2 separate regions of the Homo sapiens genome follow, and region 2 is linked to region 1. A link is an interaction called in ENCODE POLR2A ChIA-PET data of the cell type or tissue named here. Cell type or tissue: CD4-positive, alpha-beta T cell. All regions are shown on one strand. Links, peaks and the distances in the headings refer to the core of each region. The heading gives the core; the rest is flanking DNA.

Region 1 (5,691 bases), core at 586-4,585:
CCAACCCAAATAACTTACTCTCCGGTTGCAGACACATTGCTGACTTGGGGTACATGAGCACTGCAGAAAAGAAGCAAAGAGAAAGTCAGGTTAGATGAAAGATCAGAGATGATGAACCAAACATGTGAAGTGGATCGCAGGCTGAAAGAAATTAGCTCAGTCCCAAGTGATCCCCAAAACAATGTTTAACCATCCAATGAAAGATGCTCATTTTCACTTGTTTCTAGAAATGGAGATGGCCCTGCTTGCTTATAACAGTGGCTTTTTCTCCTTTTAAAAGTTGTCCAAGGCAGACAATTCTATAACTAAATTTGGAAAACCATCTCTTAGCTGTCAACCTATTGCCACAGCAGCCCTAGTTCAAGGTCTTTTCATTTTCCTAAAATGTTAATTGTGGCCATGTGCCTTCCTGCCACCTACTTCACCTATTTCTATCTTTTCCCAGCCCAAATCCATTCCCTTCCTTCTCCTCTTAGGCCAGGAAACAGAACATCTTTCTAAAACTCTGCTCTCAACAGGCAGAGGGCAGTGGGGACGACAGGGATAGAGAACAAGGAACCGATATTGTTTTCTATATGACTATTTCTAAACCATCTTTTCGAAGCCACATTTTCTTCCTAAGTTTCTCAGGATGGAAAGCATCTCAAGCTCTGTAATGTGTCAGCTTAACATCTAATTTACAATGTTTTTGTTGAGCACTTACAAATTTTCATGATTTTCCCATTTTTTTAAAGCCTGAATTCTTTTAAAAGTATTGAGAAGTGGTCAACACAAAGTAGAATGATAAAATTACAAAACACTATCAGGTTAGCATGCTTCAGAACTTTCCCCCTCATGCCTGCACTTATGTTCACATAACCACAATGAGTGTTGAGGCTGGCAGCTATTTTAATTGTATTAACACATTACATTCTCACAATCTGCCCTCTAGTGTTTAGTTGGCTTGTGAATCAAGATTTAAAAGTGCCTATCCTTTAAAAGAAGAGGTTAAATATTGAGCAGATTTGAGACAATCTTTAGTCGTGTCAAACTATAGTTCTACCTAATAGTCCTAATAGTTCTTTTCTTTCTTTGTAGAGACATTCAAAGAAAATCAAAGTTGTTAAGGACCAATATTGATAGTTGTCTTTCAATTACTCCAAACATTCTAATTTATACGATATAATTTTCAACATATGAATATGTTGCTTGGGAATCATCTGTCAGGTTTTTCTCCCATGTAAGTGTATATCTCATCTCTTTCAATGTAGAATCTCAAGGCCTCAAGGGACTGTACAATATTTCTCATTTTCTTTCATCACACTCCCTCCCACTACCACCACCATCATGTCTTCCATAGTACTCATTATCCCAGAGGTGATCAAAAAATGTTTACTCTTTCGCCCAAGATAATTTTCTTTAGCTAAAGCTGTAGCTCTTTGTTATGGCCACAGACAAACCCAGAAAAACCACGTAAAATCATGTGATTAGGTAAAAGGGAAGCTGATTCAAATTCGTATTAAATAATTAAGAAGATAAGTAAATAAATACAAACACCCTAAGACTTACTGAGTACTTACTATGTTCCAGACACTGTGCTAAGTACTTTTACATAGTTTTTTTTTCACTTATTATTTACAATAACCCTATGAAGAGGTACTACTCTTTTCCCTGTTTTCAGATGAAGAGGTTAGAAAGGTTAAATAACTTACCCACAGCCATAGAACCAAGAAATAAATGAGCTAGGATTTGAACCAAGAAAGGTTTTAGCTCAGAGTCTAAGCTCTTAATCACTCCACTAGCTTGTCTTTCAATCCATTACTCACTACAGTCATCTTTGGATATGGAGGCCTGGCCTTAGGTATTTTACTTTGCTTTTAATTACAACAATTTCTCCTCTGCCTCACAATGCCTGTTATTCATAGTGGTTCCCAGGCTACATAACCAACAATAAAACCCTTTCTGCTTTCTGTCTTTAACTGGAACAAGCAGTCCTTGCTTTTGCTACTTTGTGGCTTACCCTCTGTAAATTCAACAATATATAATTAACTCCTATACTCCACTTCTCAGTACAGTTACACAACCTTGGTTTTGAGAGCAGGGACCCATATGAGTAATGACTCGGGGAAAACCCAGAAGAGAGTAAAGAATGTGGATCTGCTAGATGCTAAAAAACATTCCAAAGACATGTCATTAGCCTGTTAGTCCTCTATGCCATCTCAGAATGAAGACATGTATTTCCTCTCCTCCTTTCCACATCCTTTTGAACTGTCTTCTTTTTGACTATTAAAGCAGATCCTGATGTTTTGATGTTCATTTTCCATGAAGGGAGGGTGAAGAAAGAAAGGCAAGAAAGAAAAAGACAAGGAAACAACAAACAAGATGAGGTTCTGAGATTTCTAACTCTTTAAATAAGTGCTTCTTCATTCTTAATGTGCATAGGAATCACCTTGGCACTTGTTAATACAGACTGTGATTCAGCAGGTCTAGGTCTTGGGAAGGGGAAGCTGAGACTGCATTTCTAATACATTCCTCAGTGATTCTAATACTGTTGGTTTGTGGAAGACACTGAGTGGCAGAGGCTCTTATCTTCGCAACTAAAATTCTTCAAAACTTCAATTACTTAAATATCCCAATAATGATTTTTAAATACTGTAATCTAAGTAATGAAGGTAGGATACGGAAAACTCATGTTAACCTCAGTGAATAAAAGTCAACACATCGAAATTTCTCCAACAGCTTAGAGAAAAATGACCTGAACCATCTAAATCAGTTGTAGAGCACATTTCTCAGAGTACAAAAGTAAACGAATAAATCAATAATAAAACCAAGTAATTAAATCATATTCATATTTTTGCTAGCATATTTATTTTAGGACAGTTTTAGAATAAAGTGTGATGTTTTTAATAGTCCTTTGGAATTTCTGGTATATTTAACTAGTCTATAATTTCAAGTTCTTTTAATAGAATTCCTATATAAAGCATTAGGAGAAGATATTTTCCACTGGTAATCAGAAAAGAAAGTTCTGGTCTTGGCTCTGCAGTTGATTAGACAAAATCACTGGCAGGTTGTTGGTTAGCTTGGCTGCATTGGGTTGGTTTCTTCACATAGAAAATGAAAGGTCTGGCTAGTGATCTCTGTAGTTTCTTTTACCTCTAAAAGAAACCTCAAAAAATTGTTCTATCTCAGGTTCAGGCTTACTGCCTAAAGTTTACATGATTACAAAAGGTTATGACTGCATATTTAGTTTTATGACATAGTATCAGATACATTTATGGTTTATTAGATTCCAAAATAACTTTGGTATTTAGTCAGGCATCCACCGCCATAGTTCCTGTGGGATGTACTTAACAATTCACCCTTAACAAAATTTTAAAGAATATTTAACAAAAGCAATAGAGATTTCTTCCATAACTAAGACACTGACAAAAAGGCAATAAGCATTTAAACAATAAGCAAATAAGCCAAAGTGAAAGATAAAGAAATTTCCTTCTTCATCTGTATGTAGCTTGCTTTTTACCCTCTTCGGAGAGCTAAGAATAATGAATTTTTTTTCAGCGTCTTTGACTGATTTGCTAAGAAAATTTCTTACTTATGCATTATAAACAGTTGGATATGGAAGCGTTCATTTCCTAATGTTGACAAAGCAAGTATTTAAAATGGAAAGAAAGATGCTCACTCATATGCAGATCCCAGTTCTATGGCCAAATTCAAACCTAAGCCTACTGTTAGTGATGATGCAACTGAATATTCTATTGGCATGGTCATTTAAAATAGATTCTAAGCCTACTTTGAAATATATTCTATGACATATTGAAATATCTTTAGTCTTTATTTTTACTAGCAAAACCCAAACTATATTTCCTTAAGCCAATTATGCTCAGCAATATTAGTCTGTAAAATTTGCATGTGATAAGATGCACAGATGCCTGTTGACAAGTGATTCTTTAATTAAATCTCTTGATTTGAAATAAAAAAGCATACATTTAAAAAGAGGTTTCAAATCTACAAAATGGAGACATCTTGAAAAGCATGTGTTCTCTTTTCTGTGCGTTGTCTTATTTCAGTATGTTCTCCTCTATGGCATATAAAATCCTGCCTGTAAAATATTACCGTTTTATTAGGAAACATGAGGTCTAACAAAATTATCAGTTTCTCTAGGATATAATATTTAAATTTACTCTTTTTTTAATTGAGCAAGGATTAAAAAGACAATTATGAGATGTTCGCTTAAATAAACCTAAGGATAAAGCTCATGTAACAATCATCAAAATAGCCTAAAATTCTTAATTTGTCAATTTAACAAAATATAGTATTTTTAGTATCATCTTAAAATACGATAAGTTGATATGCAGCATCAACATTATACATATATAACAATGCACATATTTGTTATGGTATAATGGCTTTCTAAATTAAATTTTGTTCATAATTTTAGTGCATTCTTCATAGTGTCATACATTAAAACAATTCAATCCTCAATATTTATTCCTTTTGTTTTAACCTCTAGCTATGATTATCATATGCAGAACTTTAGTGGAACATTTGTTGGTATTTAAACTCTGATAAAAGTTGCATCATCCTTTTGCATCATTACAGACATTTTGGGTAGCCTCAAATCTTGGTTTAAAATTGCATACTGTGCATAATATACTAGAATATAAATTGAAAACATACTACATGGATATAACTCAAAAAGAGGAAAATATTTATCCTCATACCTTCTCTAATTCATGTTTCCTATTCTTTTAAATAGCCTGATTTGAAGAAAAAATTACTCTTCACAGCTATATCTTAATGCTATATTAAATTTATTCTAACAAATCAAATATAACCCATCGAAATGTCAGAATACTCATCTTTTATACAGCTTCTTTTGACAATTATTGATGTTTTCAATTTTATATATTTAGTATGTTTTAGCATAAAAAGAAATGGAAAGTTTAGTTTTTACACTAAGGTCTATATTAACAAAATTATAAAATGTAATGGATAATTCACTTATATACTGTATCCCTTTTCCATTTTACAGAAAATTGAAGAGCAGAGAATTTAAGTATCTAAGTTTACACAGCTCCATTCTATCTATGTAGTCTGGCTTCAGGGTATGTCCTCGATACTCTGAACAATCTTTATTCTCAAATAATGCTGCTATTTACATAAATTGTTGGCTATACCTCTAGTTATTTCATTAGAATTAGGTTACTAAAAGTGCTTTTTTTGATTCAAATAGATGTTCTCCAAATTTATATAATGCAGAAAATTTTTATTTCATCTAGGTTTTCATGTTTATTAGTTTCAAATTGCATGATGTATTCTCTAATCTTTTAAAAAATTATTATAACCCTTACAGTAAACTTCAGTTATGATTATTAGTATCATCTCTCATTTTTCTCAAGCTTATCAAGAATTTTCTATCTTGTAATTTTCATTTTTAGTCTCAAAGAACCAGCTCCCGAATTCAAGTATCAGTTCTGCTCGTTTTCTGTTTTCTTTTATTATTAATGAATTATTTTAGGTTTCAAAGAGGTTGCTTTTTCTTCCTTTCTATAACTTCTTATTCTGAATGTGTGGCTGATTTATCTTCAATCTTGTGTTAGGTTACCTCTTAAAATAAGTTTAGACTTTATTCTATAAATTTTCATATATACTTTTTCTTTATTTTCTTAACAGTATGCACTTGAGATTCTTATTTACTCTTTGAGTTATCCC
Region 2 (5,691 bases), core at 965-4,964, 180 kb after region 1:
CGATATCAGTTCTACAAAAAGACAATCTCTGGATTCCCAACCAAAACTGGTCACCCAGCCTCTTGCTATCACATCACCCTATTTCAGTCATAAAACAGTGCTGGTCATAGAGAAGGCACTCAATAAATATCTGCTGAATGTATGAGGATTATGAAAAGCTTATTACAGTTACTAGAATTTTAGCACTAGACAGTCCCCTTGAAAAAGTATATTTCATCTTCCTTGTTTACATCTGAGAAAACCTGGATGAAAAGACATAAAACTTAAATGAGTAACTTCCAAAATCTACCTCAGCCCCCAGATATTCCTCTAATATAATATAATTACGGTTGCCCATCTTTAGATTCTTATGGATGGCTCCTGGAAAATAGTAGAGGAGATGAGGCTATACAAGCACCAAATCATTAAAGGCTTTGAATGCCATGGAAAAGAAAATATCACTAAATAAAGGTCTTGGAAACAAGAGAGAGATGATCTGAGAGAGAGAGATATATATATATATGATACATAATAATCAGATATATATCAGATATATAGATACACTATATATATTTGATAGATGATATATTTGATATATCTATATAATACATATCTGATATATCTATATTTTAGCCTTAATAAATTTCAAAAATTGAGTATTATATAGACTGATCTTCAATTAGAAAGAAATTAAAATTTAACAAAAAGTAAACAACTATATATTTGGAATAAAACACACTGCTAAATAACGTAGAGGTTAAAGAAGAAGTCATAATTGAAATTTTAAAAAATTTCAGAACTCAGTGATAATGAAACAAGAGATAGCAAACTCTGTGGGACAGATGGCTTAATACGTTAGAAAATGAACCAAAAAATAAACCCAAAGAGAGGGATAATAAAAATGAGATGAAATTAATGACTTGGAAATAATAACACAGTAGGAAAAAATGATCAAAGCCATAAATTAGTTCTTTGAAAAAGCACAGAAGTTGGCCGGGTGCAGTGGCTCACGCCTGTAATCCCAGCACTTCGGGAGGCCGAGGCGGGTGGATCATGAAGTCAGGAGATCAAGACCATCCTGGCTAACATGGTGAAACCCCATCTCTACTAAAAATACAAAAAATTAGCCGGGCGTGGTGGCGGGCGCCTGTAGGCAGGAGAAGCTGAGGCAGGAGAATGGCATGAGGCAGGAGAATGGCATGAACCCGGGAGGCGGAGCTTGCAGAGAGCCGAGATCGCGCCACTGCACTCCAGCCTGGGCGACAGAGTGAGACTCTGCCTCAAAAAGAGAAAAAGAAAAGGCACAAAAGTCATCAAAGGGAAAATTTAGTTAATAGAAGGCTACCTTGTATTAGGGCTTAGTAACTGTCTTTTGGATAACAACAAATGAACAAACTGTCTTCTCTCAAGTGATGCTTTTCGTTTTCATTCAAGCATGTATTTGGCAGTCTTCATAGACTTTTAGGTATATTTTTATTATTTACTTTTTAGAATTATTAAAATAATGAACTGTTCTGAAAGACTGGGACTTTTTAAAAATGGCTCTGGGACCCTTTCTTTGCTAAATACATGAATTTTAAATATTTTTCAAGTTGGGGTCTCACTCTGTCACCCAGGCTAGCATGCAGTGGCATGATCATGGCTCATTGCAGCCTTGAACTCCTTGGCTCAAGAGAACCTCCTGCCTTAGCCTCCCAAGTAGCTGGGACTATAAGAACACACCACCACACCCAGCTTTGTTTTATTCTTTACTTTTAAGAGACAGAGTCTCACTGTGTTGCCCAATCTGGTCTCAAGCAATCCTGGCCTCAAGCAATCCTCCCACCAGCCTTCTGAGTTGCTGAGATTACAGGCATGAGCCACCGCTCCTGGAACACTTCTACTATTTTTAATATCAAATTACTGCAAGGAAAAGGAAACTAGTTGAAACCCTAACATAATGAGAATATAAAGAAAACTTTAATTTACACATATCAAATTTAGAAGACCAGACTGCTGCCACAGTTCAAAACTTTTCTACATCTCCTTCAATAACAATAATCCTATTTCTTTGCTGCTTGTATCATTTGTGTCATTCATGTCATTTATACGTGAGCATACATAAACACATATATATACATAATTAAATATATTGTTACTATTATTATTTTGAATAAACTGTTATCCATTAGATAAGAAAAATATTTTTTTTTACCCTAACTCATTCCTTCTGATGCTCTTCCTTTCTTTATGTAGATCCAAGTTTCTGACTTACACCATTTTCCTTCTCCCTAAGAATTTTTAACATTTCTTGCAAAGCAGGTCTACTGTCAACAAATTCCCTCAATTTTTGTTTGTCTGAAAAAGTTTCTGCTTCTCCTTCACTTTTTTTTTTTTTTTTTTTTGAGACAGAGTCTTGCTCTGTTGCTCAGGCTGGATTGCAGTGGTGCGATCTCGCCTCACTGCAACCTCTACCTCCCAGGTTCAAGCAACTCTCCTGCCTCAGCCTCCTGAGTAGCTGGGACTACAGGTGCGTGCCACCACGCCTGGCTAATTTTGGTATTTTAGTAGAGACAGGGTATCACCATGTTGGCCAGGCTGGTCTCAAACTCCTGACCTCAAGTGACCCACCTACTTTGGCCTCCCAAAGTGCTAGGATTACAGGTGTGAGCCACTGCACCCAGCCCCTCCTTCACTTTTTTTTGGGGGGGAGAACAGAGTCTCACTCTGTTGCCTAGGCTGGAGTGCAGTGGTGTGATCTTGGCTCACTGCAGCCTCTGCCTCCCAGTTCAAGAGATTCTTGTGCCTTAGCCTCCCAAGTAGCTGGGACTACAGGTGTGCACCATCACACCTGGCTAATTTTTGTATTTTTTGGTAGAAATGGGGTTTCACCACATCAGCCAGCATGGTCTCGAACTCCTGACTTCAGGTGATCCACCTGCCTTGACCTCCCAAAGTACTGGGATTACAGGCGTGAGCCACCGTGCCTGGCCTCCTTCACTTTTGGGTATAATTTTATAGGGTACAACGTTCTACTTTAAGGATTGTCTCTCAACACTTTAAATATTTTATCCACACTCTTCTTGCATGCATTGTTTCAGAGAAGTCAGATGTAGAGCTTACCTCTTTGCTCCTCTATAGGTAAAGTGTTTTATTCTTCTGGCTTCTTTCAGAACTTTTGATCTTCTGCAGTTTGAAATGACAAGCCTAGGCATAATTTTTTTTTTTTTTTTTGTCATTTATCTTGCTTGGTATTCTCTGAGCTTATTGGATCTCTGGTTTAGTGAATGGAAATTCTCAGTCATTATTGTTTCAAATATTTCTTCTGTTCCTTTCTCTATTTCTTCTACTTCTGGGATTCTAATTATGTGTATGTTATATCTTTTACAATTATACCACAGTAATTGGATATTCTATTCCATGTTTTTCAGTATTTTTTCTCTTCACTTTTCAGTTTTGGAGGTTTCTATTGAAATGCCCTCAAGCTCAGAAATTCTTTCCTCAGCCATGACCAGCCTACTAATGAGCCCTTTAAATGCATTCTTCATTTCTGTTTCAGTAATTTTGATTTCTAGCATTGCTTTTGGTTCTTTCTTAGAATTTCCATCTCTCTGCTTACAATCCCTTCTGTTCTTGCATTCTGTCTACTTTATCCATTAGGGCCCTTATCCTATTGTTTTAAATCATAGTATGATAATTCCAACATCCCTGCCTTATCCAAGTCTGATTTTGATGCTTGCTCTGCCACTTTAACCTATGTTTTTGTTTCTTTTAGTCTGCTTTGTGATTTTTTTCATGATGGCTGGACATGATGTACTGGGTAAAGGGAACTGCTGTAAATTGGCCTTTAATAATGTGATGTCAAGGTACTAGGAGAGGGGAAGAGTTCTACAGCCCCATGATTAGGTCTGTCTTTTAGTGAGCCTGTGCCCCTCAACTGTAAACTTCACAAGTGATTCTCAGTTTTTCCTACCCATACATGGGACAGGATGACTGGATGGGGCTGGAATTGGGTATTTTCCTTCCCCCAGGTCAGTTAGGCCCTGAGAAATCCCTGGCAGGTTAGGCTCTGGTTAAATAGCTTTCCTCGAAGGCAACCCTTTAAGAGCAAAATGCTCTAGTATATTTCAAATTGGTTCCTTTTCTCCTCCCCATGTCAGAAGCATGAAGGGATTTTTCTCCAGTATTCACTGTGAGAATCGGGTAGAGTTTCAGGAGGCAAAACTCCCAAAATTATGGAGTTCTCCAGATGACTCAGTGGCCCTAGAGTTAACTGACAGACTTATCCACCGGGAGCTTCCAGCAATTTGTCAATTACAGTTCAGGTTGTTCTACCCTTCCTTGCTGGTTTCCACTGGGGCAAATAGTGATTCTCTGTATCTGCCTGTCTGTCTGACCAATTTTGGGGCACTTGTTTTTCCTGTGACCTCAACACTCTTCCAAATCTAAGAAGTGTTGTTGATTTTTCAGTTTGTTCAGCTTTTTACTTGTTGTTAGGAACGAGTGGTGATTCCAAGCTCCTTAAATGCTAGACCAGGAACCAAAAGTCACCTGATTTATTTTTTAATTTTTAATTTTTTTGAGACAGACTCTCGCTCTGTCGCCCAGGCTGGAGTGTAATGGCGTGATCTTGGCTCACTGCAACCTCCGCCTCCTGGGTTCATGCAATTCTCTGCCTCAGCCTCCCGAGTAGCTGGGATTACAGGCACCCGCCACCATGACCGGCTAATTTTATATTTTAAACATAATGCAGTGTGGATTTGGATTTGGGTTGGTGAGACCAAAGAGGGGAAACTAGTTAAGAAGTTATCAAAGAGGGGAAACTAGTTAAGAAGTTATCAAAACCAGAAGAAAGAGATGAAGAGAGCTTGGGGTCTGCGGAATGCACTAAAATGGGGAGAGTTCAGAGTTAGGTAAGTTTGAATGAAATACAAGCTAGTTCTCGGGCATAGACATTCATAGTCAGCACAGTTAGCATCTCTATTATTAACACCACTGCAGCACTTATCACAACTGTAATTCAGTAATTACATAAGGAGCCTTCTTCCCCAAAGGCATGAACCATGTTGTTTGGCTGACATCTGGGATACTGCCTGCTGGCATACAGTATGTACTCAAAAAATATTTGGTAATTTAATACATTTACCAAATAAGTAAATTAATGATAAAACTTGTAGAAAAATAAAATCATATAAAAATCTAAACGCTCAAAAGAAATTCACATATCACCTAGTAGAAAATAGAGGGTTAGAAAAATTGTGTGACTTTCTTAAAGTCACAAAGCTGATTCGTAACAGAGGGCAGAGCAGAATCCTGTTTCCCCAAGATTGAATCTCCATAGTAACCTTGTCGGAGAAAATAAAAGATAGCTGTGCAAGTAGAAGGTAGACACAGGGTTGAGATAATAATTCTGGAGATTATTACATAAGTGCACACACATACTCCCACATATAATGTTGGGAATAAAAATTTGCCACTGAATTCTGTGAATACCTAATAAACATGCCTCAATATATTTATTTTTGTGTGTATATACCTAAATTTTCTACTTGTCATCACTGAATGATGCTGCAAGGAGTTTAAAGGGTCAATAGCCATTTTCAAGATTACTCTTGAGTAAGACATATAGTACTAATTTTCATTTTGAAGTCTTATAGACAGCAACCAAACTGCATTACTAAAATAATTTTGCATTCACTTGAATTTTCTTTTAGAAGCATGGAAAATGAGAAA

Evidence for each region. Peaks named below come from ENCODE experiments on the same cell type or tissue, not always from the same donor. Only the 100,000 strongest peaks of a DNase experiment are listed, where the experiment ranks them.
Region 2: POLR2A ChIA-PET joins it to region 1 with 5 read pairs; 2 of 35 experiments call an interaction of 5 or more read pairs at or near these places.

The regions. Positions count from the first base shown.
Region 1 is chr4:88,790,568-88,796,258 of GRCh38, forward strand. It overlaps FAM13A (family with sequence similarity 13 member A), which reads right to left. Exons shown (of 24, transcript NM_014883.4): 9 at 19-60. Among named protein-coding and RNA genes, the nearest start is that of FAM13A-AS1, 84 kb to the left of the region's middle. In CD4-positive, alpha-beta T cell, for the core only: no CTCF peak of the experiment used is centred there; a DNase peak (open chromatin) is centred at 2,104.
Region 2 is chr4:88,969,957-88,975,647 of GRCh38, forward strand. The region is part of intron 4 of FAM13A (family with sequence similarity 13 member A); the gene reads right to left. Among named protein-coding and RNA genes, the nearest start is that of FAM13A, 84 kb to the right of the region's middle. In CD4-positive, alpha-beta T cell, for the core only: no CTCF peak of the experiment used is centred there; no DNase peak of the experiment used is centred there.